Linked DNA regions of Mus musculus: all the other regions are linked to region 1. The links are chromatin loops, found by intact Hi-C in ENCODE. Cell type or tissue: heart. All regions are shown on one strand. Region 1 has its middle 8.2 kb from the start of Prr5. Region 2 holds the start of Gm46528 (a long non-coding RNA gene). Region 3 overlaps Arhgap8 (Rho GTPase activating protein 8). Region 4 overlaps Arhgap8 (Rho GTPase activating protein 8).

Region 1 (8,000 bases):
TGCTGTCACCCTGAGCTATATTGGCGGTAGCCTTTCTACCGTGCTTGTCCCCGAAACAAGAGGCTGGGTTTTACATTCCGTGCCCACCTGACTCAATGCAGTTTCCCGGCTAGAGTGAGCCTCCATATGCACACAGCCACACTGCTTACATACAACCTCATCTTGTCCCCATCACTGGGGCACCTTAACTCTATTTTTGAGTCTGGCTCCAAAATAGACTTTCCTGGGATTATGTGACAGGAAGGGGCATCCAGGAAGGCTTCCTGAAGGAGGTGGCTGGCACTGAGCTAGCAGGATAGCAGGGCTGAGTCTGGCTGGCATTCTAGGTAGAGTGAAGAAGGGAGCTTCATGTGAGGGGCGTGGCCAAACCTAGCCTCAGCAGGGTTGAGTGGGGTGTAGACATTGTGTGCTGAGCTGTGCCAAGATTCCCTGAAGTCATCTTGGGTCAGAAGTGAAAGGAGATGTCTCAGAAAAAGAAAAAGTGGTGTGACTGGCTATTCACACCACTTCAGGCCTGGACAGGAAGGGGTGTACTTTAGGCTTCAGGGCTTCGGGCAACCGCCTGGGACCTGCTCCGTAAGCATGATAAAATATTTATCGGGAGCCAGGCAGCTGGGCTTCCCTGCGCAGGCTGCCATGGGCAGCTCCCACCGAAGCTGGCTGCAGCCTCCCCAAGTTCCGCTGAGTCACAGCCCGTGAGCCCTCTGCCCAGCCCACCTGCTTGCTGTCCTGTGGCCACGTGGATTCCTCATAATATGTAAGCCATTGGGTAGCCCCAAGACCTGGGCACCCAGAACAGTGAATGCTGAGCCAACATCAAACCGCTCTGGACTGTGCAGGCCTCCGCCAAGGTCACAGGCAGACAGGCCAAGGGTACCCCTTCCCTCGCCCACCCTGCAGCTTCTGGCTCCTGAGCAAGGTAGGTTTTCTGCCTCTTTAGAATGGGGCCGCTGAGTCTGTGTGGAGGTAGCATGGGTCAGGTCTCTCCGGAGCTGGTGGTCAGAGGAGATTTGCCATTTGTCTGATCTCAAGTCTGTCTCTGAGAAGTGTCTGACTCAGAAAAAGACCAATTCCTAGGTCCAGCCTAGTGTGACAGTGTGGGACTTTACGTTTGAATCAGCAACAACAAAAACAGCGGCAGATGGTACCTTCCTTCTGCTGTGCGGGGTGCGAGAGCGTTTTGCTCATCCATTCATAAAACTGTCTGCCCTGGCCGGCAGTCTAGCTTCTGTCATATGTGTGCGTTCTGTGCTGTGTGACCTTGGGTAGGTTGCTCCACCTCTCTGATGCTCATTACTCCTTCGAGTCCTTCATGTCCTCATATCCCTGAGGCCGGATGGGCCTCAGTGGGCATTTGGAAAAGCTCCATTTTCCAGAAAGGCCCTGGCACAGCCTGAAGTAGGGTTGCCAGGCGGTAGACCAGAGGCTTGAGAAGAGAATTCACTGGGCCGGATGGAAGTGTCTCTGAGGTTGTCAAGTTCCCTGGGGAAAATCTGTGGTCCCTGGAGCTGCCGCCACAACATCTGGGGATGGGACAGGGAACTGGCCACACTAGTCACTAGTGGGGACCCTGTGGGCTGCCAAACCAGGGCCACGATTCTAGTTCTGGCCACAATTCCAGTTCGTCTGGCTGCCTTTGGTGTCTGCCCCTCATTCCCGCCTGCTCAGCTGCCCCTCGTAGGCCTCCCTGCTGCCGCCGCTTCTTGCTGCTTCTCCTTCCAAAGGGCGCTGTGTCTTCAAGCCCCTGCGGGAAGTTATCCAGCTCTGCAGGGCCTTCCTGGCTCTGTGTGTGTGTGTGTGTGTGTGTGTGTGTGTGTGTGTGTGTGTCTTACATTCCGTGCCCACCTGACTCGATGCAGTTTCCCAGCTAGAGTGAGCCTCCATATGCACAAGGCCACACTGCTTACATACAACCTCATCTTGTCACACACACACACACACACGCAGACCCACACACTCCCAGTCATGTGTCCCAGTGTCTTCCCATGTCAGCCATGGTGTCCCTCTCCTGACCCTAAAAAATGCTTGCGACAGCACTTCCGTGTCTTCTCAGGACTCTGTGAAAGTTCCTGGGCCTAGAGATGCCCTAGAGTGTCTGTTAGGTGAAGACAGGGAATGTGGGTGTCAGGTGTCCAGTGAAGGCACCGAGGAACACAATGAACCCTTGTCTGTCTCTCTGTCTGTCTGTGCAGAGCTCAGCAAATAGCCTCTGTTTGCCTGGCTTTCAAAGGTGGTGGAAGATGAGCAGTGGGAGGAGAATAAAGGCATCTGGGCCTGGGAGACACGTGGGGTCCAGGGCAGGAGACACCTTGTCTCAAGTTCTAGGGACAGGCCCAGTGTTGTCCACTCTAAGAAGCAGGCAGGGAACAGAAAGACTGGGGCTAATAGCCACTGCTAATAGTGGCTGACACATATGCACAGCCGGGCATGGAAAAGGATGACACGGGAATGCCCTCGTGGGGCTAACGCTTTCTCTAGAGGTTTCTTTCTCTTTTTTCTTCTGCTTTTGAAGATCATTCTAAGGTTCCTTCAGTGACTTTGTATATATTGGCAGTCCCGTGACAAAAACCTCGAATTCAGTGGCCACAAGATCATTCAGGGACACGGCCTGATGAGACTCTGGCGGACCACAGTCTGATGGCAGAGGCTGGCAAGCCAGTCTGTTAGGTTAGGTTCACCAGACACAGCTTGACCAGAGAAGCTGGGCGGACAGTCTGAAGGAGGAAGCTAACCACCAGGCAATCTGATAAGGGAGGTTTGTTGATAGTCTGACAGAGCCTAGTGGCTTGCCAAAGTGTCCCTGCTGGTGAATTCCTAGAGCAACATCCGCAGAACTGGGCACTCCTCCCAGCATTCACATAAGGGACTTGTGCCTGTCACTTCTGGGTGTCTAGTATTTGAGAGTTGCATAGCTGAGAGCCAGCTCCCCTGTAGGCATGCTCCCGGGAGTCCTGTGCTTTGCAGAACACACACACAGCAGGTATGGGATGCTCTAGCAGTCTTTGTCGCTCTGGGGAGGTAGGGCCTGATTTAGCTAGCCTGCTTCAGCCATAGAGCCTATGGAGCAAACTCTAGGAACACTGGGCCGCTTGGGAGATCACTGAGCTGTGCCGTCAAGTGTAATGGCTATAGCAGGCAGTTGGCCAGAAGGTGGCAGCCTAGTGCAAGGTGTGTAACTGCCTGCCTCCCCCACCCCCCCCCCCCCCCCACACACACAAACACTTAGATTCTGATAAGTGGGTCAGGAAAAGCTTTGAGGCAGCAAGATGGAGACCACCTCGCTGTGGCTACTGAGCAGCCCCGTCTGGTGCTTTTCTTCACTTGGCATCTCTGGGCCTAGGAATTACCCAGCCTTGACCTTTGGAGGGCCAGCATGTGCAGAATAGGAGACCCACTGAGTTCCACTGCCCTTCTAAGCTGGAGCCTGGCTCCTCTTGTGGGGGAGTGGCACTTCTGGGTTTCCACAGCATCTGGGCAGTAGTGGCAGGTATACCCTAGTAAGTGTGCCTCATGGAGATGTACACCAAGGGGAGGGGGTAAATAAGGACTGCATGGCACTGAGCACCCTGGGGCGCCAACCTCAGGGTGAGCACCCTGGAGACACCCCTCCCCCAGAGAGTGAGCTCCGTGGGACTTTACCCTCAGAGTGAACTCTATAGTTCTCCGCTGTCAGAGTGAATACCATGTGGGCTCCACCCTTTGAGTGAGCACCATGGAGCTGCACCCTCAGAGGGAGCACTGTGGGAGCTGCACCCTCAGAGGGAGCACCGCAGGGCCCCATCCTCAGAGGGGAACCCTGTAGGGCTGAACATAGAAGCATTTCCTGAAATGCTTTCTCAGATGAGCAGGAAAGGTGGTGCTGGCCAAGATGTCTGGGGACAAGGAGCAAAGCACATCCCGTGGAGGGGAGGGCAGAGGAGGGGAGAGAAGGCCATGTGACCAGTGACCAAGAGGACAAAGAAGAGTCATGTGACGGTGGAGACCAGTGGAGAAGGGGCTTGGCATGAGGTAGCCCTGCCCTACAGGGAGCAGAGTGGACCCTGGCCATTTATAACCCATCTCAGCACCCAGGAATCCCAGCCCCAGGGCAGCCAGCCCAAGATCTTAACCAAGCCAAGGGGGAGGAGGAATGAAGAGGGTGGAATTAGGTCAAGGAGTCAGAGGGCTTCTGCCAGAAGGAAGCCTGACATTTGGGCAAGTTGGAGCCAGAAGTGACCGAAATGGGCAGGGTAGCTGCAATGATGGTGTCAAAAACCAGATTGCAATGTATTCCTGTGCAGTTCTCAAAACCGTGATGCCCCATTCCATAAACAGTAAAGGGGTAGGGCCAAGAAAGAGATTCTGTGGGAAAAGGTGATGTCCTGGGTTCGATTCCTGGAATCCACATGGTAGAAAGAGAGAACGGACACCCATAAGCTGGCCTCTGACTTCTACATGTGTGGCAAGGTACAGGAGTACACACACACACACACACACACACACAGACACGAGAGAGAGAGAGAGAGAGAGAGAGAGAGAGAGAGAGAGAGAGAGAGAGAGAGAGAGAGAGAGAGAGAAAATCAAGGTAATAAAAAATGTTTAAATTAGAAAGTGTTATGTTCAGCTAAGGACAAGGCTCACCCACATTGACCCCAGGCTGGGTTCTTTTCTCCTGGGGTTCCGAGGGAGGCCCAGCTGGTCTGGGGAGAAGGGAAAGCCTAGTCTAGACAAGAGTAGAAGGATCTGGAAAAAGACCCCCAGCTCAGCTTTCCCACACTGGGAGTGAAATCACAGGGTTAGAAATGCCAGGCCTTGTGGCCCACCTGATACCACTTGAGGCAGGAGAAGGATTAAGTTTGAAGCCTCCTAGCCAGGGCTACATAGTGAGTTCCAGTCTAGCCTGGGCTTCACTGTGAGACCATGTTTCCTTTTTAAAGATGTATCTTACTTTTATTCATGTGTGTAAGAGCGTGTGTTTGGAGGAGCTCACAGAGGTCAAAAGAAGGTTACATCCCCTAGAACTACAGGCAGTTGTGAGTCACATCTCCCCCAACCCACCCCACCCCACCCCACCCCCACCAAGTGGGTGCTGGGGACTGAACTACCTTCTACAGGAGCATTAAGAGCTCTTAACTACTGAGCCATCTCTAGCTCCCCTGCAAAACAATGTAAACACCTAATTAAGCAATCCTGGTGAAGGTGTAACCTGGGTGACCCCCCCATCTAGGTTCTGTTTGGCAGGGTGGTCCCAATTATTCCTGCTATGTGGGGACTGATCTGCTTCCCGTAAGACACTCCCAGTCCAGCATGTAGCCTGTCCACTCTAGAAGAGGCCTTCCTAGTAGGGGGGCGGGGTGTCCTGTCCTTTGAATCTCTGCAGTTCGCCATTGCAGGGTCGGGAACAGGACATTGTAAAAGTTGGCTCCATCTGCCTCAGTTGTTGTTTGTGCCTTTAGCCTTGAAGCAAGATGCTGGGGGAACAGATAAAGTTTTTAGACAGACAACTCTTGAGTGACTGACGTGTCTACCCACAGAAGTAAGCAAGTGACCCGCACTGAAGGAGACAGGCAAGATGAATTGAGGCACATTGTGCTTTCAGTTTGCCTTTAATGGCCTGGTTGGACCAGAGAGAGCCTGTGCGGCGGTGGCAGCGCACTTTTCATCAAAAGTTAGCTTTCAGGAGCCGGTTGCAAGGACATTAATGGCTATGCTCAGAACCAAACCAAAACCAAAACATAGCCATCGAGAGGTGGAGCCAAAGAGAGATCACCAGGCCGTACCTTGACCAGGACCATTTAATTATGCATGTGATTAAGTTGTTTTGCAGGGCAGAGCCTGGAAAATTCTAGGTGGGAAGCAGGCAGAATTCTGAGGGCCCAGAAGGATGGAGAACAGGACTTGGAGGGCTCGAAGGAGGAAGCAGGACCCAAAGAATGGAGGCTGGACCCTGCCTACCTGGAGTCCTGAGAATTTTTTTTGGAATTTGGAGTTTTCTCAGAAAGCAAAGCACCTGATCTGAGGATTAGACAGGCAGGGCAGGGACCCATTTAGAGGGGACCAGAGCCCATAGATGCTGCTGTTCTCTATAAAAGCTCTGGGGGGCAGTAGAGAGCCAGGGTCCCTAGAGCCCACCCCCCCCCCCCCCCCCCCAATGCCCAGGCAACAGTGGTAGGCCCATCTATCCTCAAATGGGTTACAGTCTTGCTACCTGATATTAGAGAAGCTGGAGACCGAACAGGCAACAGGAACTCCAGAGTCAGTCCTCGCGCTGCCTCTCACCGGCCTGTGACCCTGTTGTGATCTTAAGATTTGGAACCTCAGCTGGGCCTCAGTAACATGGGCTGGGTTTAGCAGGTACCTGGTAAATGTTGCTGCTTTTCCTGATCTTGGTCCACTGGGAAATTTCACCATCCAAGGAGTCTCTCCTTCATGGAGATTTTGAAGGAGCAAAGTTTTGACTGCTGGGGTTTGTCCCCGCCCTTTTCCACCATGTGACATGACCCTTCCCCCAGCTCAGGGGTCAGAAAAGTTTTCCTCAGATAATTTCTTGGGTGTAGAAGTCCAGTCTTACTACCTGATATTAGGAAAGCTTGGGGGAACACTCCTCGCGATAGCAGCACCCTCCTCTGAGAGGCCCTGGCTAGCTCTTTGGGCCTCAACCAGGAAGTAAGGGACACAGGCCAAGGGTTGTTTCTCTCTGTTCCTATCGCCCACGTTGGATCTAGGTCCTCAACGGGGAACAGCTCTTCCTACCTGGCAGGCAGGGCTAGGTGCAAGGTTCAGACAACAGAAGAGTAAATGAACTCTCTCCATTCAGATCTCCTGCCACGCCTGTGTGTACTCTGTCTGGGCTCCTCTTGGGTCGCACTAGCAGGAGCTGATTCCTAACTCATTCACTCTTTCCAAGAATGCTTCTAAGGAAAAGCTACTGGCAAGGAGGTGCCTCGAGGAGACGACAGAGCAGGAAGGCAAGCTGGCAACCTGCAGGTCACTGCTGCTGGTGTGTGAGCCTTCACCTGCAGAGTGGGGGGCAAGCGCCATAGGGATCCACATGAAACAGGAGCTGAGGTCGCGGTGCCTTTGGCAGTGCTGGGTCTCCTTAAGGGAATCAAAATACCAACTCTGCCACTCCAAGATTCAGCTCCAAAGAGAACCTCACTGTTCCCAGGCACTGAGTGAGAGATCAGCTCCAGGGTTCTAAAACTCCCCTGCTTCTCTCCAAAGAACTTTTGGAAACTGATGTCCAAGACTTTCACAGATGGGAAACTTTTGGAGAGAGAGAGTCTTTTGGGGTCATGTAGGGGGTCATGTGGATGAGGTGAGGGTGTTGGAGATGAGGGATCTCTGCTGGTCAGAATCCCACAGCAGCCAGAAGCATAGGAGGGAGAAGAGGAGGAGCATTTAACAGGGGGACCAGGTCTAGCCAGGTGGGGCTGTCCCGGGTCAGGGAGACCTGAGGGAAGGTGGCATGAATTAAAAAGGCAGATACCATAGTGTGTTGCTTCTCACACTGATGGACTCCTGTCCTGCCCCGAATGCTGATTGGTCAGCTGGCTTTGCTGTGCAGGGAGAAGAGCCCTCCAAGGTCTTAGCCTAGTCTTGCCCTATGGTGACAGGCTCACCTGGCTTCTGCAGCTCGCCTTCAGTGTCCCTCCCACTGTCCTCTATAACAGGAGCAGTTGCTAGGCTCCTGGTGTGACCCCATGACCTTGTGATTCTCCTGTTCCACCCTCCTCTGCACACCAAGGAAGGATGAGGCCTAGCCCGGGGGCACAGGCCAGAGAGACAGAGCCAGGCACATGCCTTAGCTTCTCACTGGCCCTTTCCTGGGTGTCCGGGACCCCAGGGTAAGGAGCCTACACACCAACTGTACCACAGGCTGCTAGAGACATCATGCCAGTCAGCTTTGGGGAACTGCCAGGCCTTGCCAACAGGGAGCAAAATGACCCCTTTTGGAGTGGATGACCCTTAGAAGGAGATCCTAGGGAGGGTGCATTGAGGGTGGCAGGTGACAGTGACAG
Region 2 (8,000 bases), 220 kb after region 1:
CCAAGGGGCCATTCATTGAAAGCTTTGAAGCAGGGAGCCATGATAAGCCCTTCTGCTTTTAAATTGCTTTTCTCCGGTATCCGTCACAACAAGAAGTCTGACTGACAGTCGCATGCTCCACTATCCCTACCACAGGGGCTTGCTTCACATCTACATGCCTGAGGATGAGGCGAGCATGTTCCCCAAATCTCTACACACGTCATACAGTGTTATCCCTACCAGCCCTGGACTGAAAGTAACCCAGGCGTCCATCAGCAGGAAAATGGGGAAGGAAACGGTGGTGTCTGTACACTGGGATGCTGGGTGGACGGATGGGCTGAATGGGTCACTGGGTCACAGCTAGTAGCGTTTAGTTTATATGCAATTCTAGAAAATGCCAGCAAATGGGGGCTGGCAGAAAGCAGCCTAGAGATAAGGGACCAAGAGGAGCAGAAGGGAGGGACCTAAAGGGGGCTTCGGGAAGCCAGGAAATGGAGGTGTCCTGTTGCAGTTTGGAGTAGGCTCACAGGCTGAGGCACCCACTTTGGCCCACCAGGTTGAATAATGTGAGTGGGTGCCATGTGCTCTGTGGGCAGTGGTGGCGCACGCCTTTAATCCCAGCACTTGGGAGGCAGAGGCAGGCGGATTTCTGAGTTCGAGGCCAGCCTGGTCTACAAAGTGAGTTCCAGGACAGCCAGGGCTATATGGAGAAACCCTGTCTCGAAAAAACCAAAAACCACAGAGCCAGGTGCAGCGGCACACAGCTATAATCCTAACATGGAGTTAAGGGAGGCCCAGAGTTTAAGGACAGGCTTTGCTACACGTCAAGATGCAGTCTCAAGGACACAAATGAAAACTTAAAATGGATGGGCAAAAGGAGAGTGTGATTGTTTGTAAATGCTCAGCCGGAGGAGTGGTACAATTAGAAGGTGTGGTCCTGTTGGAGTACGTGTGTCACTGTGGGTCTTGGCTATAAGACACTCACCCTAGATGCCTGGAAGCCAGTCTTCCACTAGCAGCCTTCAGATGGAGATGTAGAACTCTCGGCTCCTCCTGCACCATGCCTGCCTGGATGCTGCCATGTTCCTGCCTTGATAATGATAATGGACTGAACCTCTGAACCTGTAAGCCAGCCCCAGTTAAATGTTGTCTTTTATAAAACTTTCCTTGGTCATGGTGTCTGTTCACAGCAGTAAAACCCTAAGACAGAGAGGAAATAAAACAAACAGAATTTGCAATTGGTGTGTGTATGCATTCCTGTGTGTGTGTATGCATTCGTGTGTGTGTGTGTGTGTGTGTGTGTGTGTGTTCACGTAGTGCATGTGCTCACGTTCATGTGCATAGAGGCCAGTGTTACATGCCCAGTGTCTTGCCCAATCACTGGGACCTCTCATGTGAAACCAGAGCTTGCTGATTTGGCTAGTCTAGCCAGCAATCCGGTCTCTGCCTCCCAGGTATTGGGATGCCAGGTGGCCCACCATACCTGCTCATCATTCCTGTGGGTTCCGGGGATCCAAACTCTGATCCTCAGGCTTGTGTGGCAAGTGCTTTACCTGATGAGCCATCTGCTCAGTCTAAAGCAATAGTTAAGGAAAAAAAAAAAAACAACTTTGAGGGTACAAATAATATATTTCAAAACTGCATATTTAGTATCTATAATTGGATGTCTTTTATGAAGAAAGGATTCCCTGAGGATAGATTTGTGGCTGGGCCTGACAGATGGCAGGCGAGGGGTCTTTCCAGAAGTGAGGGACAGGAGAGTCTGTATGGGACTCTGTATTTTATATGAGGGGGCGTTGTTTGTTAGAACTGGGGGCTGTGGGGGGCTGTACCTGGGGAGATCAGTGAGTACGGGATAGAGTATCTTGAACCCCTGTACTGTGAGAAGTTAGGAACTGAATATTGGTGTCACCCCCTAAAATTCTTGTTGAGACTATAATCTCCAGTGTAACCACACTTGGAGGGAGGGTCCTTACAGGAATACTTGCGATTTAATGAGATCATGAGGGCAGAGCCCTTGTCAAATTGGATTAGTGTCCTTGTAAGAAGCCCAGAGGACAGAAGGCTTCAGGAAGATACACACACACACACACACACACACACACACACACACACCAGGAATCTGACCCTGTGACACCTTGACCTTTGGTTTTACAGGAAGAGGAACAGAGGTGCAAGGGACACAAACGGCTTGTTGATGGACCTGAGATTTAAATGCAGGGGTTTGCAGCACTTTCCTAGGAGTTCTAACATGGTAATACCCCCAGACCTGTTCTCTTCTTACTTAGACTACAGAGGCTTGCCTAATAAAGGCATTTGAAATCCAAAACCCTTGTCAAGTGGGAAGGTCACATGACCCAAGACAGGGACACTGAAAAGCTACCCCCTCCCCCTCCCAAACCTGGCCTGAGAATCCTTCCCTAGTCTAGAAGAGAAAAAGAGCTTCCTCTAGGAGACCAAATCCAAACTGCTCTTCAGCGCCATCTAGTGATCAGGAGGCGTGCAGTTCAGGGTTTTGGACTTTGGGAAGGACACAAATGGTCACAGAGCCGGCCAGCTCCACAGAGAAAGTCCTCAAATAAGAGGCTCTACAGACAGAGACAGACCATAGGGCTGTCACCAGGGATGTGGGGCTTGGGAACAATAGGATTTATATGACTGTTGAGAAAGGAAACGGTAAGCCTGTGAGCATAGCGGCACCAGTCACAGCAGTCAAAAGGTGGAATCTCGCCTAGATCAATGCCTGCTATGTGATGGATGAGCATCTGTGGCCATCCATACAAGGAATAGTACTCAGCCTTAAACAGGAAGGGGATTCTGACACATCCTCTATGGACCTTGAGTCCAGACACAAAGGGACAAATATTGTGTGGTATCACTTGTATAAAATACATAGATCTGGGGACATCTAGGGATTTGCCTAGCATAACGAGGCTCTGGGGTCAATCCCTAACACTTCAAAAAAAAAGGTGGATTTTTAAAAAAATTGATAACCACATAAAGTAGCACTGAGGTTTGCCAGGGATAAAGAAATAGCAGGAAGTGGTGATTCCAGAAAGAAAGAGATGAGGTGAGGCCAGGGGAAAGGGCTGGTATTTAAGTAAAGAAGAGGCTTTCTGGCAGAGTGATCTATCCAAGGCACCCTGGGCATCAGGGCCCTAGTCAGCTCCCACAGAGGTTGTTGAGAACTGGCAAGCTGAATCCCGCATCTAGAACACACCGAAGCCACTACACTCCACCAAGAACTGAAGTGGCCTGGGCGGGCAGCCCTCACCAGAGCCTGGACCCCACTTTTCAACTTGCAGTCTCCATAACTGTGAGATGAACAAACCACTCTTCTTTGTAACTTAGTCTGTTTCAGTTATTTCATTACAGTCATGAAAATTGACTGAACCCACGTGTAACCCAGAGGCCAAGAACAATCCCAAAGCCCCAAGTCTCCTCCAGATGGAAACACCAAGCCCAGCATGTATATTGAGAAGGTCCTGAACCTTGGCTAACTGACTCACCCAGCACTGAACATCTTGAGTTCAAGTATGGACTGTGGTCTTCAAGTTCATTTCTTACTTAAAAAAAAAAAAGAGGTATTCTTGGGGAAAATAGCTGATGAAGAAAAATAAAAAACTGTGCAAGAGAAGTGTGAAGTGTTTTGTGATAGAAGACAGTCAGGAAACTGCTGAATGGCTGCTAAGACCCTCCAAAAGGACTCAGGAGCTGACACAGTTTCCTCGCTAGCTAGGAGTACCCAATTTGAACCCTGATCAAAGGGAATTATGGTAGTAGATTGAGACCTATGGAATATGCTTGGGCTCATGAGTTCACATTGATAATCACAGGAAGGTAAATGGCCGCCTCTGGGACATGAAAGGGACTCATTTGTTACCTTGAGAAATGAGAGAAAGAATGGGGCATTTCCTACGCAGACTTTACTGCCTGGTCTCCAAATGGGATGAAGGGAGGACTCTGTTAAATATTTTATTTTTTCTACATTTAATTATGTTATGTGTACACGAGTACAAGCACCAGAAGAGGGTATTGGATCCCCTGGAACTGGAGTCACACAGGTGGTTGTAAGCTACCCAGGGTGCATGCTGGGAACTGAACTCTGTTCCTCTGCAAGAGCAGTGCAGAGTCTCAGCCACTGAACCAACTCTCCAGCCCCAGAGGGCTCCATCTCTTAATAGAAGGAGGGTACTCAGCAAAACAATGATCAAATATTGTCATATTGAAATATCCAATTGTCGCAGGTCCTCTGAGCCGGCTGCAATACGAATGACACAGACAGGTTCACGCAGCAACTTTACTTCAGGCTTTTTCTTTTACAGCTCTCTTCCCCAGCAGCTTCTTCTTAGGGCAAGGGCTAAACTACTCCTATTCTACTTCTCTTACTCTACTTCTACTCATGGCAAAGGCTAAAACTCCTCACTACTCTACTTCTGGCTTCTACCTAGGGAAAGGGCTAAACAATAACTCTCCTCACTCCTCCCGACTCCTCTCCTTCTAGCGCCACCCCACCTCATCCAATCAGAATTCACACACGCTCCAGGCACGAGCTTAGGTCGTTCACCGATAGGCTGACAGGTCTGGATCATGAGGAATAGTCCAGCCTGGCAGGCAGCCCATGCATGCAGCCTCACTGCACATGCTCGGGCAAGGCAGTAAACAAGTGGGTTTCCTGGAGCCCAAAGCCACACCTGCTTCCCACATCTCCCCCTTTTTGTTTTACTAGCAGCTCTGGGATCAACATCTGTCTTAGGTTGCCCCCATCCGTGCCACATCCTTACCCGTCATGGGAGTGACGAACTCACTTTCGCCATCCTGTCTTAGGTTGGTATGCGCACGTGAGGGTCTTACCCGTCATTGATTACTGATCCAGCATGTTGAGCCAACATTGGGGGGATGTTCCTGCTTCCAAGGCTGCCATAGCCTGCACTAAGGCTTGTTTATCAGCCCTGTGCCGCCTTCGCATACGTGCCATCCACCAAAGCATTCCTCCACACACAACAGTCAGCAGGAGAGCTCAAAAGGCTATCCATCCCCAATTTTTTAAGAGTCCCACAGTTCCCTGGATGATCTCCAGCCATTGCTTTGCAGCTGCAATCTCCACATGGTTGTTGTTCACGACAACAATCTATGCTCGCAATTCCTTCATCTTTGTGTCGAGATCATGACTCCAATTTCCTAGCAGCATCGCACCAATTGCACACAACAGATTTGCAGATCTGGAAAATTCTGATACTGAACAGAGGTTACACACATTCCTGACATATGAGTCAAGCTCTGGCTAAGGGTGTTAATTGGTGAGGAGATTGTAAATCGGAATCTCCTTTTAAAATATCGAATAATGGGTGTAACTCAGCATTGGGAAGATTGCAATAGGGCTGAATCCAATTGATATCTCCTAACAATTTTTGAAAATCATTCAAGGTATGCATTTTATCCATCCTTAGTTCCAGCTTTAGTGGCTTGACAACAGCACCTCTCAATTTAGTACCTAAATAGTGTTTTACTTCTGTCTTTTGAACCTTTTCTGGGGCTATCACCAAATTCCACTTCTTTTTTTTTGTTTGTTTGTTTGTTTGTTTGTTTGTTTTTCGAGACAGGGTTTCTCTGTGTAGCCCTGGCTGTCCTGGAACTCACTCTGTAGACCAGGCTGGCCTCGAACTCAGAAATCCACCTGCCTCTGCCTCCCGAGTGCTGGGATTAAAGGCGTGCGCCACCACGCCCGGCAAATTCCACTTCTTTAAGAGGTATTTAGTTAGGGTCCCAAATACCTCTTCCACTTCCACATTAGAGGATCCACAAATCAAAATATCATCCATACTATGCTTTCCCTTTTTGTCTCCCTCATCTTTATAGAGGGGAGGAGAAGGCAACGGAGGGGCTAATGGTTCAGGCAGCCTACCGCGCCTCAACCTCCAGCAGAACATCCGACTACAGACGTCATTGTCGCTTTCAGTCCTGTCGATGTCACTAATAGACCCTTCAGAGCTAGATTCCTTCTTCTCTTTCTTATCTTTGGTTTGTTGTCTAAGCTGTTTAGGCTTTCGGCGGCTAGCCTGAGAAGCAATCTCCTTATTGTACTTTCCACTGGTGTCCCTCAAGCATGCCCTGACCAAGATCCAGATGGCTAACATTTTTACTGTCATTTTAGTCACAGTTGAACCCATGTTGCTGAAATTCCCTTCATCTCTATTCCTGAGAACCTTAGTGCTCTGTCCCCTTTTTTCCAGGGAACCTTCCAGGCCTATGCTTTCTTTAGTTGCTGAAATTCCCTTTGTCTCTATTCCTGAGAACCTTAATGCTTCGTCCCTTTTTCTCAGGAACCTTACCTTCATCTCTATTCCTGAGAACCTTAATGCTTCGTCCCTTTTTCTTGGGAACCTTACCTTCATCTCTATTCCTGAGAACCTTAATGCTTCATCCCTTTTTTCCGGGGAACCTTACAGGCCTGTGCTTTCTTTAAATACCGTTGCTTACCAAAATTTCCTTACAGCTGTTTACTAAAATTTCCTACTGCTGTTTACTAAGGTTTCCTTACCTCTGTTTACTAAAATTTTCTTACTTACCTTTGCTGACTGACACGATGAGTTCCCCGTATGGGCCACCATTTGTCGCAAGTCCTCCGAGCCGGAGACATGAACGACACAGACACAAGTCGGGTTCACGCAGCAACTTTACTTCGGGCTTTTTCTTTTACAGCTCTCTTCCCCAGCAGCTTCTTCTTAGGGCAAGGGCTAAACTACTCCTATTCGACTTCTCTTACTCTACCTCTACTCATGGCAAGGGCTTAAAACTCCTCACTACTCTACTTCTGGCTTCTACCTAGGGCAAGGGCTAAACAACAACTCTCCTCACTACTCCCGACTCCTCTCCCTCTAGCGCCACCCCACCTCATCCAATCAGAATTCACACACGTTCCAGGCACGAGCTTAGGTCGGTCACCAATAGGCTGACAGGTCTGGACCATGAGGAACAGTCCAGCCTGGCAGGCAGCCCATGCATGCAGCCTCACTGCGCATGCTCGGGCAAGGCAGTAAACAAGTGGGTTTCACGGGGCCTGTGCCACACCCGCTTCCTGCACCCAATGACTCACAGATCTTGACATTAATCAGGACCTGCCAATATCATTAAAGGAGCCCCAGGCATTGTGTATCTCTAATGAAAAAAATTAGCCATGAATCCTCCAACAATAAAAAGCGTGGCAGCTAATACTTATACTTCCAGCACTGTGGAAGCTGAGGCAAGAAAATCACGTGTTCCGGGGAAACTGGTGTCTTAGGGTTTTGGTGGAAAGCTGTGAAGAGACACCATGGCCATGGTCATAAAGGAAAGCATTTAATTGGGGTTGGCTTGCAGTTCAGGGGTTTGGTCTAATTATTGTCATGGTGGGAAGCATGGTGGCATGTGGGCAGACATGGTGCTGGAGAGGTAGCTGAGAGTTCTACATCTGGACCCACAGGCAGCAGGAAGAGGGAGTGACGGGGCCTGGCTTTGAGCCTCTGAAACCTCAAAGCCCACTTCCTCCAACAAGGCCACACCTTCTAATAGTACCACTCTCTATGAACTGAGCTGCCAATTTCCAAACAACACAGATGGGAGTTGCTCCAAAGAACCTTTCTAAACAGGTCTGCTTTTCCAGTATCCTTTCTTTCCCACTACTTCTGGTAGGTGGTGGGCTAAAAGGGAGGTTACAGTGTTTAAGGACCATCATTAAAAATAGGCATTTGAAAAAAATTAAAGTTACACTTCCCGGTCCAAAGCCCCAGTGTGATCCTCAGCACACCCTTCCAGACATCCTCCTGCCTTGGAAGCATACTTCTATCTTCCTCCTCCTGACGAAGTAGCTCCGTATTTCCAGCACTGCACCGGAGTCTTAGATGAGGCTGCAATGTTCCTTTCAGCAGATGAGAACCAAAGAAGGGCTCGTCACTGTGAAATAAAATCATGTTGCTGTCTGCTTGTGGAGTGGTGGTGCTGATGCTGGTGTCAGTCAGTGCCAGGCATCAAGTCTGAATTGA
Region 3 (8,000 bases), 82 kb after region 1:
AGAACTTCGGGCAGTACACATGGTATTACAGTTTGTTTGCAAGAAGAAATGGCCAGATGTACGATTATTCACTGACTCATGGGCTGTAGCCAATGGATTGGCTGGATGGTCAGGGACTTGGAAAGATCACAATTGGAAAATTGGTGAGAAAGACATCTGGGGAAGAAGTATGTGGATAGATCTCTCCAAATGGGCAAAGGATGTGAAGATATTTGTGTCCCATGTAAATGCTCACCAAAAGGTGACTTCAGCCGAGGAGGAGTTCAATAATCAAGTGGATAAGATGACCCGTTCTGTGGACAGTCAGCCTCTCTCCCCAGCCATCCCTGTCATTGCTCAATGGGCACATGAACAAAGTGGCCATGGTGGTCGAGATGGAGGTTATGCTTGGGCTCAGCAACATGGGCTTCCACTCACCAAGGCTGACCTGGCTACAGCTGCTGCTGATTGCCAGATCTGCCAACAGCAGAAACCAACACTGAGCCCCAGATATGGCACCATTCCTCGAGGTGACCAGCCAGCAACCTGGTGGCAGGTTGACTACATTGGACCACTTCCTTCGTGGAAAGGACAGCGTTTTGTTCTTACTGGAGTAGATACTTATTCTGGTTATGGATTTGCCTTTCCTGCACGTAATGCCTCTGCTAAAACCACCATTCACGGACTGACAGAATGCCTCATCTATCGTCATGGTATTCCACACAGTATTGCTTCTGACCAAGGAACTCATTTCACAGCCAGAGAAGTACGACAGTGGGCTCACGATCATGGAATTCACTGGTCTTACCACATTCCCCATCATCCTGAAGCAGCTGGGCTGATAGAAAGATGGAATGGCCTTTTGAAGACGCAGTTACAGCGCCAATTAGGTGGTAACAGCTTGGAAGGCTGGGGCAGAGTTCTTCAGAAGGCAGTATATGCTTTGAATCAGCGCTCGATATATGGTACAGTTTCACCCATAGCCAGGATTCATGGGTCCAGGAATCAAGGGGTGGAAAACGGAATAGTTCCACTTACTATCACTCCTAGTGACCCTCTAGGAAAATTTTTGCTTCCTGTCCCCATAACTCTAGGTTCTGCTGGCTTAGAAGTTTTGGCTCCAGAGAGGGGAGTGCTCCTACCAGGAGCTACAACAAACATTTCATTGAACTGGAAGCTCAGACTTCCCCCTGGTCATTTTGGGCTTCTAATGCCCTTAAACCAACAGGCTAAAAAAGGAATAACAGTGTTAGGAGGGGTGATAGATCCAGATTACCATGGGGAAATTGGATTACCTCTTCACAATGGTGGTAAGCAAGATTATGTCTGGAGTGCAGGAGATCCCTTAGGGCGTCTCTTAGTACTACCATGTCCTGTGATTAAAGTCAATGGGAAACTACAACAGCCTAATCCAAGCAGGATGACAAAGGACGCAGACCCATCAGGAATGAAGGTATGGGTCAATCCTCCAGGAAAAGAGCCAAGACCTGCTGAGGTGCTGGCTGAAGGTGAAGGAAATACAGAATGGGTAGTAGAGGAAGGTAGTTATAAATACCAATTAAGGCCACGTAACCAGTTGCAGAAACGAGGATTATAAAGTAATATGAATGCCCATTGTAAATTTACTAATGCGTTTGCGATTGTACGAGGGATAGTTATATCATGTTAGGCGTATTTACAACCTTGTTATTGTTTCATGTGAACATGAGATATTATTTGTGTCAAGTTGACAAGGGGTGGATTGTAGTGGCTATTCCTGGTTGTCAACTTGACAATATTTGGAATGAACTACAATCCGGAATTGGAAGGCTCACCAGTGACCCTTATCTGGAGGCTTGGAGATCCTTATCTGGATCTTGGTTTGAAGATCTTGAGCCATAGTGGCTATGGATTCCAGAAGATTGAATCTCCGAGTTAAGGAACACACCTTTAATCTGGGCTATGCCTTTCATCTGGGATTAAAGGTGTGGTGGAACACACCTTTAATCTGGGCTACACCTTTTGCTGGAGACAATATAAGGACATTGGAAGAAGGGAGTCTAGCTCTTGCTCTTGCTCCTTCGCCTGCTTGCTGCGTGAGACTGAGTAACTGCTAGATCCTTGGACTTCCATTCACAGCTGCGACTGAACAATTGTTGGGAATTGAGCTGCCGACTGTAAGTCATCAATAAATTCCTTTATTATCTAGAGACTATCCATACGTTCTGTGACTCTAGAGAACCCTGACTAATACACATGGGGACTTCTGTCAGCTCTTTCCAAGTCAGGATTCTTTCTCATTGGCTAATGATTTCTCTGCCAGTATCAGGAATTGCTACAAGGGACTGTAAGACCTGCCTCTTCGGGGACCCCTGGGGCATCTTCATTTCCTCTCCATTTAGCCACAAGCATCAGGCACAAACTGCACCCAGCCACATGGTGAGTGGGTGAGCTTTATTCAGGCGGGTAGGGACACTCAGGCGAGGGAACGTATTCAGAGAGGAAGTGACAGCATCCTTCCTGGTCAGCCAGGAGGACTCAGGAAGAGAGGGCACACACATAGTGAGTGGTCACATGGCCCTCAAAACCTTTTGCTGCCTCCTCCTCCTCTTCTGTCATATCCTCCTGACCCTTCCCATTTGTTGATATCTACCTACAGTGGCTCAAAAGTCCACAGCCAAAAGGAACGTTCATGTTGTGCCCTGTGTATAGGTGAGAATGCAGGACAGAGACAAGGGCGGGCATCACATCCTTTCTCCCCACTCCCCTCTGACTTCAGCAGCCCAGCCCACCAAGTCACCAAGTGCATGGAAAACTCCAGTCTTCCTGCATCCCCCACCTCCTACCTATCCTCCTTGAGGGTTCAGTTCTCGAGTCTCCATCACTCAGACGCAGTCACACTGTTGGTATCAGATCCCTCTTCACTGGACAATGAGCGACCCTAAAGGTCATTCAGGTCCCAGAGCCTGCAAATCGGTCACGTTCCACAGCACAGGAGTTATGCCGACAAGATTAAGCTGAGGAGTTGCAAACAGAAGACACTTGGAATGTTCTCCAGGCGAGAGGTGAACAATGGGGTCCTTAGAGTAGCCTTTCCCAGCACTGTAGGGGAAGAAGCTTAAAGGGGCCGTGCTGCTGGCTTCGAGGATGGAAGCAGGAGTCCCACACAAAGGGTCGCAGGCACCTTTAAGAACTAGAAGAATTAAGGGGGCCACAGCCCTGCCCGCCCATGGTCTTCCCCACTGACCTGGACCCCATGGAGGGTATGCTGGTGCCATTTCAAGCTGTTTCTTTTGCTCCGGGTCCCTGACAGCTGCCTGGGGACCACCCATCTATAACCTAGGACCCCAGGACCCCACCAGTACATGTTCTTGAATGTCTGCCTGCATTGATGTGTGTGCTTACGCTACACATTCCTATTCAGTGTGTATGTTCATTTGCATTCACAGAAGCACACACACACACACACACACACACACACATGCACACACTCCATCAGTGGCTCCTGGAAAGTGCTGCGACCTTGCCTCACCTCACCTCAAGTCCCATCCCACACTTCACCTGGCCTATAGTTCAACGTGCCTTCCCCACAGCCCTCATGTTCTATGGAACGTAGCATGCACCACCATGCCTGGTTTGTTCTAGAATATTTTTAACTCTCCTTTGGGGGTTGAATTATCAAGTCACCTTATGTTATACACCAAACCATCTTATGTCTTTCAGCCATGCCTTCTCTACCTCTAAACAGGGGAGGTCAGTGCTCAGAGAGGTCATACAGCTTCCATAGGTCACACAGCTTGTGAAGGACTCTGGACTGGGATCTAAGGACAGAATGAAACCTGAACACAGGATGAAGTGTGTACTCACACACACTTGAACTTGGATCCTGAGCACTGTCCCGACTCTTCCAGCAGCTGTGGGTGTGGCACAAGTCTTGCCCTATGCCTGTGCTGGCATTCCTGACTGAGCTGCTCAAGGCCCTTCCGCCAGTGTAAAAGGCCAGATGGGTCATGTCTACTTACCCTCGCTAATCCTAGGGTCCAGCGGGTGCCTGGCTTAAAAGCAATCGTCAGACAGCTACAGAGAGAAAGGTGGTGTGTGGCTCCTGAGTGGGCAGGTGTGACATGGGAGGTCCCCAGAGTGCTGAAGCAGATGTTACTGTCTAGAAAGTTCCACAGGACAGCTAGGTCCTTAGTAGGCTCAGTGGGCTCTTCCTGTCCATACACACAAAAAAAACCATTAATAGCACTTCATACCCCAGAGGAAACCTTAATGTCCCCAGAGCAGAGGCAAAACTGTCCCCGAGTTGTCTGTTATCTGAACAGATAGGTGAGGATGCCCCATAAGACCTGTCCCAACCCTTTCCTCAGGGCCTAGGGCCTGCATTCTTTCCCCAGATAAGGCTCCCTGGCTCCCTTGCTCATGGCTGGAATCTGGCCCCCAGGTCTGATCCACTCTTGTCCACAAGAGGGAGCCAGTGCACAGGCCTTGACCTCCCTTGGGGTGTGGGAACTGTTTTAGGTTGGACCCGGAATTCTACTCCACTCACAGGGGTGTCCCATCTATCAGATCCCCTGTGGTCTTGTTTTGTTTGAGCAGCGGTAAGTTAGATAATCTTAATTTCATATTATCTACAATGTGGAGCACACATGGGTTGTTTTAACTGCAGCAGAATCTGGCACTGCTGAGCACAGAACTTGCCTTTTCTCATCATTGCAATGTCTACTTACAATGGTTCAAGTTCACAGTCTGTATCAGTGGGACCCAGGCCTTGGCAGATCACCAGCCTTATCCTGGACCCCTGGGAGAGAATAGAAAGGCTGGCAGAGGCCATGTCTCCCCATGGCCTGAAGCATCCCTGGAGAGTCTCCCAAGGTCCCTGCCCTTTGGTCTGTCAGGGAGAGGAGATGGCCCAACACAAAACAATTACTCATCTCGGACCATAGTGACTTCAGACATGCAGGCTCGGCTCACTGGTCCTCTGAGCTGGCACATAGTTATGGTCAGTATCAAAGTCAACCTGGCAGTATGGAGAATCACATGGGAGAGGGGTCTCTGGGCATGTCTGTGAGCAGTTATCCTATTAATTGAAGCGGGAAGACCTGTACCATGTGGGTGGGACCATTCCCCTGGCAGCAGATCCTGGGTTGTATAAAGAGAGAAAGGAACTGAGCAGTGGTATACGTGTGTGCATCGTCTGCTGGCCTGGACATAGATGACCTGCTGCTTCGAGCACCTCCTACGTTGACATCACTGCCATGATGGGAGTGTTGCTTGAACTTTGAGCTGAAATAAGTCCTTTCCCCCTTAAGTTGTCTTTGTGCAGTATGTAAATTCACAACCAGTTCAAAGTAGAGGCATAATTATTTTATGCATGCGAGCCTCTAGGGCCTGTGGCATATTCTGGGTGTCAGTGCATGCTCTGTCTTTTGTTTGTTTGTTTGTTTGTTTGGGGAGGGGGAGGTTCAAGACGAGGTTTGTCTGGGTAACAGCCTGGCTGTCCTGGAACTCTGTAGACCTGGCTGGCCTTGAATTTACAGAGAACCACTTGCCCCTGCTTTCTGAGTGCTGGGATTAGAGACCTGCCCCCTCAACATTTTATTCTCTTGCTTCTCCTTCCTCAGTCACAAGTTTGGGAAAAAAGTCACCTACTGCAGCAACCTGCGTGAGCTCCGAGAACACCTTCAGTGCGACCAGCTGCTCATCCCCCCGGAAGTAGTGCGGTGAGGGCCCGCCCCCGCCCCCGCCCCGCCCCGCCCCTGCCCCGCATGGCTCTGGGGTCCGGTATCCACGTACATACATGAGGGAGAGCAAACCACGAAGGCTGCATACAGTACAAGTACAAACTGATTAAAAACACATCCAGGCACGGGTTTGCCGTTCTGCTTCTGAGCCGGATATGAAAGGGGTTCCCTGGTGTGCTGGTGAGCCGTGTGTGGAATGAAATGTTCTAGGAGTGGCAGGCGCGGGGGATTCGGGAAGACAGCTAGCGGGCGTTTCATTCAGCTCCTGCTGAATGCCCCACTGAGTGTCTGGCAAGCCGGAACGCAGGGTCAATGAGCAGAAACTCCGTGGCTTCAGGCCTGTGCCAGGCAGGCCAGCTCCAGTGAAGCTCCTGAGCCTGGTCTTCACTTCTCTCTGAGGATGCGGCGCCCTGCCCCGGGATGCCTGAAACTTACAGAGGTAGAATATGTGGGTTTCCTATTGATGCGGATGGGGCTTAGTCTCCACATAGCACTTGGAGATGACTTCTATGGCTAAAAGGCTGTCCCCCTGTGAGGTGACACTCTCCTGTTGTGTCCATAGGTATGACGAGAAACTGCAAAACCTGCACAAAGGTCAACCGCCCCCGCCCACCAAGACACCGCCACCTCGGCCGCCTCTGCCCACCCAGCAGTTTGGCGTCAGCCTGCAATAGTAAGTAAAGGAGAGATACTCTGCCCTCCTGAGCAGTGGGACCCCTCTCTGTCCAAAGAGGTTACCCCAGGCCTCTGCCTCCTGCCTACAGGAGAGATAAAGGTTCAAGTCCCCTCTGAGGTGGAGTGGCCGCTGCTCCATGTGTACCTGGGCAGAGGACAAGAGCTTTTCGGCCACCCTTCAGTTCTGGCTCCCTGCTCTTTGGGCCTTTCCTGTCATCTTCCAAGTGAGACATGCTCGAGGGACTTTGATCTTTGGTGGATCTGTCATTTCCTACCTGTTTACCAGGCCAGCTTCATTCACGTGCATCTTGGGCCCCTCCCCCAGAAGCCTTCCCCAGTATCCCATCACAGCATCCCCAGTCCAGGTTCTTATGTGCCCCACCCTCTGGGTCATGAGTTTGTCCCTCTTTGGGTCTCATGCCCTGGTAGTAGACCTGGCCGACATAAATCCAAGGCGATGTTTTATCCTAAAGAAGCTGAAGCGGTCAGGCCACCCACAGCACACTCGGGAAGAGCTGGACACTTCAGTTGCTTTGTGTGAGAGACCCGCACGAGGTTTGATTTTAGGTCCACGAGGAGCTGGGCACCCTGGGAAGAGTTTAAGGGAAATCTGTTGGGGATGTAAGTTTGTCCCTGTGCTTCCTGGGCTACCAGGACAGGATTCCTCTTGTCCTCTTGTAGACGCTGGGATAAGACCCATCCAAATGCTCTCACGGTCTGCAGTGCATGTGTAGAAAACAAAATATGCCCAGTGGATGTCACATCCTAACCTCCCCAGTACCTGTGGCTGCAACTGGCTGGCAGGAAGGATTTTGCAGATGTGAGCAGCGTCTTGAGATGGGAGCTAACTGGGACACTTTGGTGAGCCCAGGGTAGCCCCTTGGGTTATATAAGCAAGAGTCTGTAAAGCTGCAAAAACAAAGAGAATATCCCAGAGCCTCCAGGTCCTCCCCCACCCCACACACACACCTATTCTAGACTGTAAGGTAAATCAGGGTATTGTTTTAAGCTAATTAGTGATGACAGCCATCGGGAAGCATCCTGAGGTGGTGAGGTGGCTGTCACATGCTTCTGTACCTGTCAGCTAGGGAGGTGTGATAAAGCAGTGTTCTCTGAGTGGATGGAGCAGGATGCGTCCCCAGGGGAGCACCTTGGGATATCACAAAGAGGACTGCTGTTCCTCCGAGTATCTCCCTGGATCTCCACTGTCTGATGGAGTTTTCTGTTGTGACGGGCGTGGTCTGCTGGACCAACTCCAGGTTGAGTGAGCACATGGCTACTTCCTGTCTTAACAGCTTCAGTAGCACCTGTGCCTGCTCCTGGGTCACACAGTACCTCCCCACCCAGCCACACGTTCTCAGAGAGAAAAATGCAGTAAATGGTGAAATAGTCCCCCTCCCCCCCAAACTAGAACACAAACTTGCCACTAAAGAGTACTTCCTTTTCATGGGTTATGAAAGTTTGCTGCTGTAACTCCCTGGTGGTCCACACATCATAGATGCTACGCTACCCCAAAGGCAGGGGAGAGCAGGTGCCTGCAGTAACTACAATGCCCTCTAGGGGTCGCTGGTGAGAGCTCATCACTGCGGCACCAGGCCATCAAGAGACAAATTTTCACAATGT
Region 4 (8,000 bases), 69 kb after region 1:
CATCTGCGTAGCTCTGGCCTTTATCTCATGGATTTCTATACATTGTAAGATAAATAACAACAAATTATGTTATTTCTCTCCTTGGTCTGTGCAAACTAACTATAAGTGAATTCATTTCCCTCCACCAAGTTCTGTTTCCTAAGACCCTCTGGAATATAGAGAAACTAAGATTATGGGCCCAAGTGACACTAGGGCTGCTGGAACAGAGGGCCCTATCCAAGGAGATTCTAACAGCAAATATTCAGACTCGTGGTTCTGGGGTTCAGAAGTGAGAACCCAGGGTGTGGGTGGGTGAGCTCCTGGAGGCTCTGGGGAAATCTACCCCAACCTTCCCAGCATCCTTTGCTCTTCCTGGGGTTCATTTGTACCTCTTGGCCTTTGTCTATCCCTACACCGCCCACCTCCCCTGGCCTATGACTGTGTTCTCTCCTGCCTCTTTGTTCTAAATCCAAGATACCCCCATCTTGAACTTCAACCTAATTAAATCTGTGATAACCCTGTTTGCAAATAAGGTCACATGTAGAGGCTCTAGGAAGTCCTGAGTTGGTTTTGGGGGAAGGGGACAGTATTTAACCCAAAGCTGCCTCCATAACCTCTTTCCCTAACAGCTATCCAAGATGTCCACTCAAGGGCAGCACTGCCTGGTGCAGCGTGATGGAGGCACAATGTTCATTCCATCCATCATGGTGGCTTCTCAACACGAGTCACTGCTGAACCTGAAGTGTGTTGAGAGAATACCCTGAGGGGACTAGGTGCCCGTGGCAGCTACCAGACCTCCACACACCATGACCCCACAACACATGCCTGGTTTCTCAGTCCTGGCCTGTTGACGTTTGCACAGGGTGGTGCGTTCAGTTCACAGATGTGGGGAGCCAGGGGGCAGCAGCTGGGTTAGAACAACAAGTGGGTTTGCAGATCAGGGGACTCAGGAGGGGTGACATCCAGGGCTGAGGCAGGAGGATGCCTTCTATGAAACGAAAGCCAGATGTGGTAGCATATGCCTGTAATTCCAGTGTTTGGAGACTTAGGAGGGTCAGAGGTTCCAGGGAATGCAGCTCAGCGTTGCCACGGCAACCCAGGGACTACTTCTCCATGGAACCTTCACTATGGTAAAGCTAGGTCATTTTGTTTTGTTTTTTGAGACAGTAACTATATAGCTCCGGCTACCCTGGAACTCATTCTATAGACCAGGCTGGCCCCAAACTCGGAGATCCACCTGTCTCTGACTCCCGAGTGCTGGGATTAACGATGTAGCATGACATCCAGCTAAGCTGGGTCTTTGACTGCACTGCAGAAAAGAATTTCAGGGTGGAAATAAAGAAGAATGAAAAATAAAATAAAAGAGGGCTGGAGAAATAGTTCAGTGGTTGACTGCTCTTCTGAAGGTCCTGAGTTCGGGTCCTGAAAACCACATGGTGGCTCATGGCCATCCGGAGTGAGATCTGATGCCCTCCTCTGGTGTGTCTGAGGACAGCTGCAGTGTGCTTACAAATGATAATAGATTAAAAAAAAAAAAAGAAGAAGAAGTCAATGTGTTCATTTAAAAAGAAAAAAAAAAAAAAAGCCAGGCGTGGTGGCACACGCCTTTAATCCCAGCACTCAGGGGGCAGAGGCAGGCGGATTTCTGAGTTCAAGGCCAGCCTGGTCTACAAAGTGAGTTCCAGGACAGCCAGGGCTATACAGAGAAACCCTGTCTTGAAAAACAAAAAACAAACAAACAAAAAAATAAAACAAAATAAAAATTTAAGAACAATTCAGAATGAATCAAGTTAGCAAGTTTTTGCTTGTTTTGTTTATGTGTGTGAGTGTTTTGCCTGCATGTATGTCTGCACCACATGTATGCCTGGTGCCTGTGAGGCCGGAAGAGGGTGTCAGGTCCTTAGGAACTGGAGTTATAAATGGTTATGAGCCACCATGTGGGTGCCTGGGTCCCCTTGATGCCAGTGAGTGCTCTTAACCACAAAGTCATCTCTCCAGCTCCCAAGGTAGCAAGCTTGTTTATTTGTTTGTTTGTTTATGGCGTGTGCATGCATGTGCATGTGCGTGTGCGTGTGTGTGTGTGTGTGTGTGTGTGTGTGTAATAGCCAAGGCTACCTTGGAGCTTGTTTTGTAGACCAGGCTGGCCTTGAACTCAGAGATCTGCCTGCCTCTATCTGGGATTAAAGGCATTCACTACCTTGCCTGGCTCTGTAGCAAGTTTATTACATATGTAGTGAAAGGCTCACAGGAAGTGGGCATCACACATCCGAGTGTAGGTACTGGTTTCTAGACAGTCCTTGGTGTGACTTCACAATGAATGGTTGTAATGTGTGTGTGTCACATGTATTCAGGTGCCCACAGAGGCCAGGGGTCATAGGATCCTGGGGCGGGAAGTAGAGGCAGTTGTGAGTTACCTGATTTGTGTGCTGGGAACCAAGCGAGGGTCCTCTGCAAGAGCAGTAAGTGCTCCCGCCTGCTGAGCCATCTTCCCAGTTCCATTGGCTGTGTGTATGATTCTGCGGCTTTGGGAGCTACAACTTTCAAAATAACGTACAGCAGGGTTGAAAGATCGGGGACAGTTAAAGGACCGGGGAGGTGATCACCAGGCTGGCTAAGTGCTTGGCACACAAGCTGCAACACCAGAGCTCACACCCCCAGAACCCATGTAATGCTCCTGTAATCCCAGGAGAGGAGAAATGCAGACAAGAATCCCCGGGGCTCCCTGACCGGCTACTCTTGTAGAATCAGTGAGTTCCAGGTTTAGTGACAAAAACCTGTCTCAAGAAACAGATGGAGATCAACTATGGAAGAAGCCTGACGCGACTTTCAGCCTTTACGTGTGTGAACAGGAATATATACACACCCTACAACACACACAAAGATAAGGAAAGTGTGTGTGTGTGTGTGTGTGTGTGTGTGTGTGTGTGTGAGAGAGAGAGAGAGAGAGAGAGAGAGAGAGAGAGAGGTAGTCTTATGTGCCAAGAGCTGATCACAGCACAGGATGACTTGGCCTCCTTTATTGAATGTGTGGTCTGGTTCCGTTCAGGGACAACTGGCCCTTGACTCCTCTGGCCTTCTCCAAGACTCAGAGTCCTAGGTGAGTCCCAATAGCTGCCACCCATGGGACTTGGCATTGGTGACCTAACCTGGTAGCTCCAGTGTTCCATCTGTTAAGTGGGAGTGATGGACAGTTGGAAGGTTTTCTCAGGAGATGTGGGCGTCGCCTACCTCCCCTGGGTGTCTCCTGAGCCCCAGCCCTAGTTATCCTAGCCACTGCTCAGTCTGGCCTGCTCTGGCCACCGTGGCTTATGATTGAGGGAGTCCAGCCCAGGGGATGGAGGCTCACACCTTTGTTCCTCCAGGGGATGACCGCCAGGGGAGACGCATCTTCACTTTCAGCTGCTGCCGGCTGCCACCCTTGCACCAGCTCAACCACCAGCGCCTGCTGGAGTAAGTACTACTCTGTTCTCTGCCGCATGCATCTGCCTCCCCACGTGGCCATCTTGGTCTCCATCCTGCTCTCCAGGACAGACGCGGAGAGGCAGTGAGCTCTGGAATCCACCCCTCTCTGGGGGAAACTCCCTCCACCAGGACTACCATGGCTTCACCAGCACCAGTAGAATGGTGGACGTTGGCGTGATTCCCTCTTAGCCAACTGAGCCGTGGGCACTGACTTCTGAGGCGGGAGGCAGTCCCCTGTCCTGAGTGCACTGGAAGTTTTGTCTTCCATACCTGATGGATGCAGGCTGTCTAGAGAGCAGGAAGGTGTGTTTCTGGAAACACAGCAGATCAACAAGATGCCTGAGATGGGACCATAGTGGTGGGGCGAGGGCAAGGCTGAAAGCTACATGGCCCTGAGTTTGAATCTCAGCACCTCCTTGAATAGTTTGCTGTGGCTACCTTAATAAAGGGTCATGAACTTAATGGCATGAAACAGCAGAACTACATTCTATTCAGAATGGAGGTGTGCTTCAGACGTGCTCCCTTAGTGCTCCCTCCAGGGGGAGAGCTAGTAGCTAGTCTCCTTTAGCTCCAAGTACTAAGCAAACCCTTGAACCTCTCACTGGGGCTGCATTACGTCCACTCTGCCTGCATCTTCACACAGTCTTGTCTCTCTAAGGGTCTTCTCTGTGGACCCATGAAGAGGCCTGGGCCTGGGTTTGCATCTCTAAGACTTCTTCTGGAAGCCACCCTGGTGGATCCAGCATCCACCTATCTCTTAAGACCCCAGCTTCATCTGCAAGCACCTTTTTTTCCCCAAATGTGGGGTGGTCACAGTTTCTGGGGCTTTACTCTGGCTATCTTTAGGAAGGTGCCATGTCCCCTTGCAAGCTGTATGACCTTGGGTCAGTGAGGTAAGATCTCACCTGAACTTCAGGTGTCACCTATGGGACATGAGTCACCATGCAGGCCTGGATAAGACCTGAGCATAGCTGGCTTCTGACCCCTGCTGGCTAACTGTGGTGGCTTCTGTTTCATGATGTTAGTAAATCTCGGTGTGGAGCTAACAACTGCCCTGAAGGAACCCTGTGTCCCGTGCCCCCCAGGTATCTGAAGTACACACTGGACCAGCATGTGGAGAACGACTATACTATTGTCTACTTTCACTATGGCCTCAGCAGCCAGAACAAACCATCCCTAGGCTGGCTCCAGAACACCTACAAGGAGTTTGACCGGAAGTATGTACAAGGAGGACCCAGGGGTGGGAGGCACACAGGGACTGAATGGGGGTGGGCTATGCAGTGGGTAAGGACAGATGCTAGCGCCTCATTTCAGTGATGGAGAGAGTCCATTTGGGAGAAGGCTACAGAATCCCAGCACTTCTGTCCTGTTGCTGGAGGCAGAAGTGTGGAAGGTAGCTAGAGGATTAGCACCTGGGCAAACTTGATGATTATGTTTGTTTTTTTTGAGACAGGTTCTTACCGTGTAGCCCTGTCTGGCCTGGAACTCTCTTTGTAGACCAAACCTCTGTCTCCCGAGGGTTGGGATTAGAGGAATGTGCCACTGTGCTTAGCAGGCCACTGGTTTTTGAAGGGTGACAAAGTGAGAGGTCACATCTGCAGATAGAGGAGGCCCCTTATATCCAATATGAATAGCCATTCACCACACATGCTGAAGGACATCAGAGAACGTTCCTGGGGACGGATGGAGTACTTTCTGGTTTCCTCCTCTCTTAACCCCGGGGCCAGCGGGTGTTAGGTGGAGGGAGAGACAGCATGGTCTTCAAATTGGAGGAGCTAAACTCTCCTGCTTTCTTTCCCACTCTAGGCCAGATACAGTGAGGCATGCTTGTAATCCCAGTACTCTAGAGACAGAGACAGGAGGATCAGAGTTCAAGGACATCCTAGGCTACGTGAGGTTGAGGCCAGCATTTGACCATGCTTCAGGAATAAAACCCAAACAAAACAACTTGATAAAGATTTCCCTACTCTCTAGGGAAGGGAGGTGGGGACAGTGAAGAGGAATTTTTATCTTGGCTCCACAGAAACAAACAAGTGGGTGCTTTAGGCACCAAAACTATCCAAGACTGTGATAGGTGGAGGGTAATGAGCGCTCTGTCCCTAGAGGCCTGTACCTGGCATTCCGGCTCTGATCTGTGCTGAGAGAGTCTCAGAGGCCTGTGCTATGATTCCCTGGAAGATCCCCACTGGCCTTCTTGTTGTCACCCTCCAAGCCAGGCCACACCTGCTAAGCTAAAGTGTCCACTCCTTACACAGCCTGACTCCAGGAGTGCTCTCTCTGTTTGAGGCTTCTAAGGAGAGCAGCTCCCTTTTCAGTGTGTGTGTATGTGTGTGTGTGTAGTTGCTCCAAGCTCTCCCACCTTATGGCCAGAACTTTGTAGATGTGATTCAAATGATGCTCCAATCACAGGGTCTCAGCATCAAATCTCCAGATGCCACTGATGGCCTGGCGCTTTGGCTTTGCACTCTCTGCTGAGGGGCTGGGTGGCAGTGGAGCACTGGCCAGCACTAATGTGTAGGACACACCCTTTCCTCTCTTCCCCTCCCCTCCCCTCCCCTCCCCTTCCCTCCCCTCCCCTCTCCTCTTCTCTCCCTTACATCAATGGGGACATGTGACCTGGTGTGTCATTCTGTGGTACATGTGTAAGAAATAAGTCAGTGGAGGAAGAGGAAAAAACAGACTCATTCAATCTCAGAATGACAAGAGCAGACCCTGCTGGTCTGAGACATTGGTGTCCCCATGACTTGTGGCTTAGAACCGAGGGTACAGGGTTTGTACAGGGTCTGAGAGTCAGTTTTTTGTAGAGTAGGGAGGCGGGAGGGGCTGCCTTCTCCAGTCCCAGAAACTGATTTTCGTGTGTAGGAGATAAGCTACCTGTTTTTATGACCTTCTGACCTTTCTGGCTTCAGGGTGAAAGATAAATTAGGTGGCCTGTTCTGTTTTTATGACCTCTGGGCTCCAGAGTGCATAGAGGAGTTAGCTGCTTTCTGGAATCCCACAGCAACAGATTTCAATCTCTCTCTCTCTCTCCCTCTCTCTCTCTCTCTCTCTCCCTCCCTCCTTCCCTCTCTTTCTCTCTCTCTCTCTTTTCTTTCTTTCTTTCTTTTTTCTTTCTTTCTCTCTTTCTTCTTTCTTTCCTTTCTTAAATTTTTGTTTTGTTTTGTTTTTGCTTTGTGTTTTTTGAGACGGGGGTGGGGGGTTCTTTGTGTAGCCCCAGCTCTCCTGGGACTCCTTCTGTAGACCAGGCTGGCCCCAAAGTCACCGTGACTGCCTCTGCCTCCCAAGTGTTGGGACTAAAAGCATGTACCACACCATGTCTAGCTGGCAGCAGATTTCTTGAAGCCCATCTATGGCCACGATTTTGGAGGGTAGCTTCCTTTCATTTGTACTTCACTATCGTTTACGACTCACAGGACACACATCTTGTCTCCACCATTGCCCCTCAGCCTGTCTCAGGGTCCTGTCTCATCCCTTCAATCTCTCCAGGCTCCCTCCCCCTCTCACCCCAGGCCTGGAACCTGCCATTTCTCCCAGGATCCTGCCTCCTTTCTGAAGTCTATAGTATTACTGGTCAGCCTCATGAGCTGACAGTGAGTTTGTGGGGAGCCCTGCACCCACTCTTCTGTGTGCTCACTCCAGAGCTCTGCTCCAGCTTAACTTCTCCCCAATGCAGCCCCTCCTCCTCCTGGCCTGGCTCCCTTACCTCCAGATGTCCTCCCCCACTCTGCTCTGGCGTCCTGAGCCAGGCCACCTCAGCTCTCTGCTGAGATGTTTTCTTTTCTCTGTCTGAGCTTTGATGTCTGCCCTGTGTCACACTCACCCCCAAACCCTAACCAGGTCGGGCAGGGCCTTCTGGTGTGCTATTGCAGTTGAACTGCTGGCTCTCATGTGGGCTGGGGTCCTCACAGCAGTCTGTGGAGTAAGTCGTGCCCTCCCCGCAGCCCCCACGGCCTTATGCATGCCACACATAAGACACTGCTATTGGCCGGGCAGTGGTGGCACACGCCTTTAATCCCAGCACTTGGGAGGCAGAGGCAGGCGGATTTCTGAGTTTGAGGCCAGCCTGGTCTACAGAGTGAGTTCCAGGACAGCCAGAGCTACACAGAAAAACCCTGTCTCGAAAAACCAAAAAAAAAAAAAAAAAAAAAAAAAAAAAGACATTGCTATTGATGAGGGTTCTGGACAGGTTTACTTGGTTTCATTCTGAGAGCCGCGGCTAGATCTTTCCTGGTTTAGGGCTGTGCTCGACGCCCCTGTCCACCCATCTTCTGCATCTGTGAGAATATCCTTAGCCACAGGCTCTACTTCACTCATGCCGTGTAAACAATGCAGTGGGCAGGCCAAGGCAGAGGGATCAGAGCGTGTGTGTGTGTGTGTCTGTGTGTCTGTGTGTGTGTGTGTGTCTGTGTGTGTGTGCGCGAGCGCAAGCCAGAGGTCAATCTCAACTGCCATCCCTTCTTAGACACCATCCACCCTATTTGTTGAGACAGGGTCTATCATTTGCTTAGAACTTGCCCGGTAGGCTGGCTGGCCAAGGATCCCCCTGTCTATTCCTTCCC

What was found. Peaks named below come from ENCODE experiments on the same cell type or tissue, not always from the same donor. Only the 100,000 strongest peaks of a DNase experiment are listed, where the experiment ranks them.
Region 2: a loop joins it to region 1, with 3 times the contacts of the local background. A loop is called at or near these places in 5 of 42 quality-filtered maps.
Region 3: it touches region 1 in a loop (2.4-fold over the local background); 7 of 42 quality-filtered maps call a loop at or near these places.
Region 4: a loop joins it to region 1, with 2.6 times the contacts of the local background. A loop is called at or near these places in 7 of 42 quality-filtered maps.

What each region holds. Positions count from the first base shown.
Region 1 is chr15:84,668,787-84,676,786 of GRCm38, forward strand. It overlaps a transcript of Prr5 not described here. Among named protein-coding and RNA genes, the nearest start is that of Prr5, 8.2 kb to the right of the region's middle. In heart, CTCF peaks have their summits at 3,110 (motif pointing right), 3,309 and 6,055; DNase peaks (open chromatin) are centred at 803, 2,780, 3,135 and 4,075; H3K27ac peaks cover 1,449 bases.
Region 2 is chr15:84,889,418-84,897,417 of GRCm38, forward strand. Gm46528 (a long non-coding RNA gene) reads right to left here and starts at 7,277. Exons shown (of 3, transcript XR_001781730.1): 1 at 6,549-7,277; 2 at 1,463-1,553; 3 at 1,157-1,179. In heart, no CTCF peak of the experiment used is centred here; a DNase peak (open chromatin) is centred at 6,984.
Region 3 is chr15:84,750,756-84,758,755 of GRCm38, forward strand. Arhgap8 (Rho GTPase activating protein 8) reads left to right here. Exons shown (of 12, transcript NM_001164628.1): 6 at 5,583-5,681; 7 at 6,265-6,375. Among named protein-coding and RNA genes, the nearest start is that of Gm20556, 34 kb to the left of the region's middle. In heart, CTCF peaks have their summits at 4,422 (motif pointing right) and 7,934; a DNase peak (open chromatin) is centred at 4,406; H3K4me3 peaks cover 959 bases; H3K27me3 peaks cover 2,088 bases.
Region 4 is chr15:84,737,367-84,745,366 of GRCm38, forward strand. It overlaps Arhgap8 (Rho GTPase activating protein 8), which reads left to right. Exons shown (of 12, transcript NM_001164628.1): 3 at 3,342-3,429; 4 at 4,527-4,658. Among named protein-coding and RNA genes, the nearest start is that of Gm20556, 21 kb to the left of the region's middle. In heart, a CTCF peak has its summit at 4,431 (motif pointing left); no DNase peak of the experiment used is centred here; H3K27ac peaks cover 865 bases.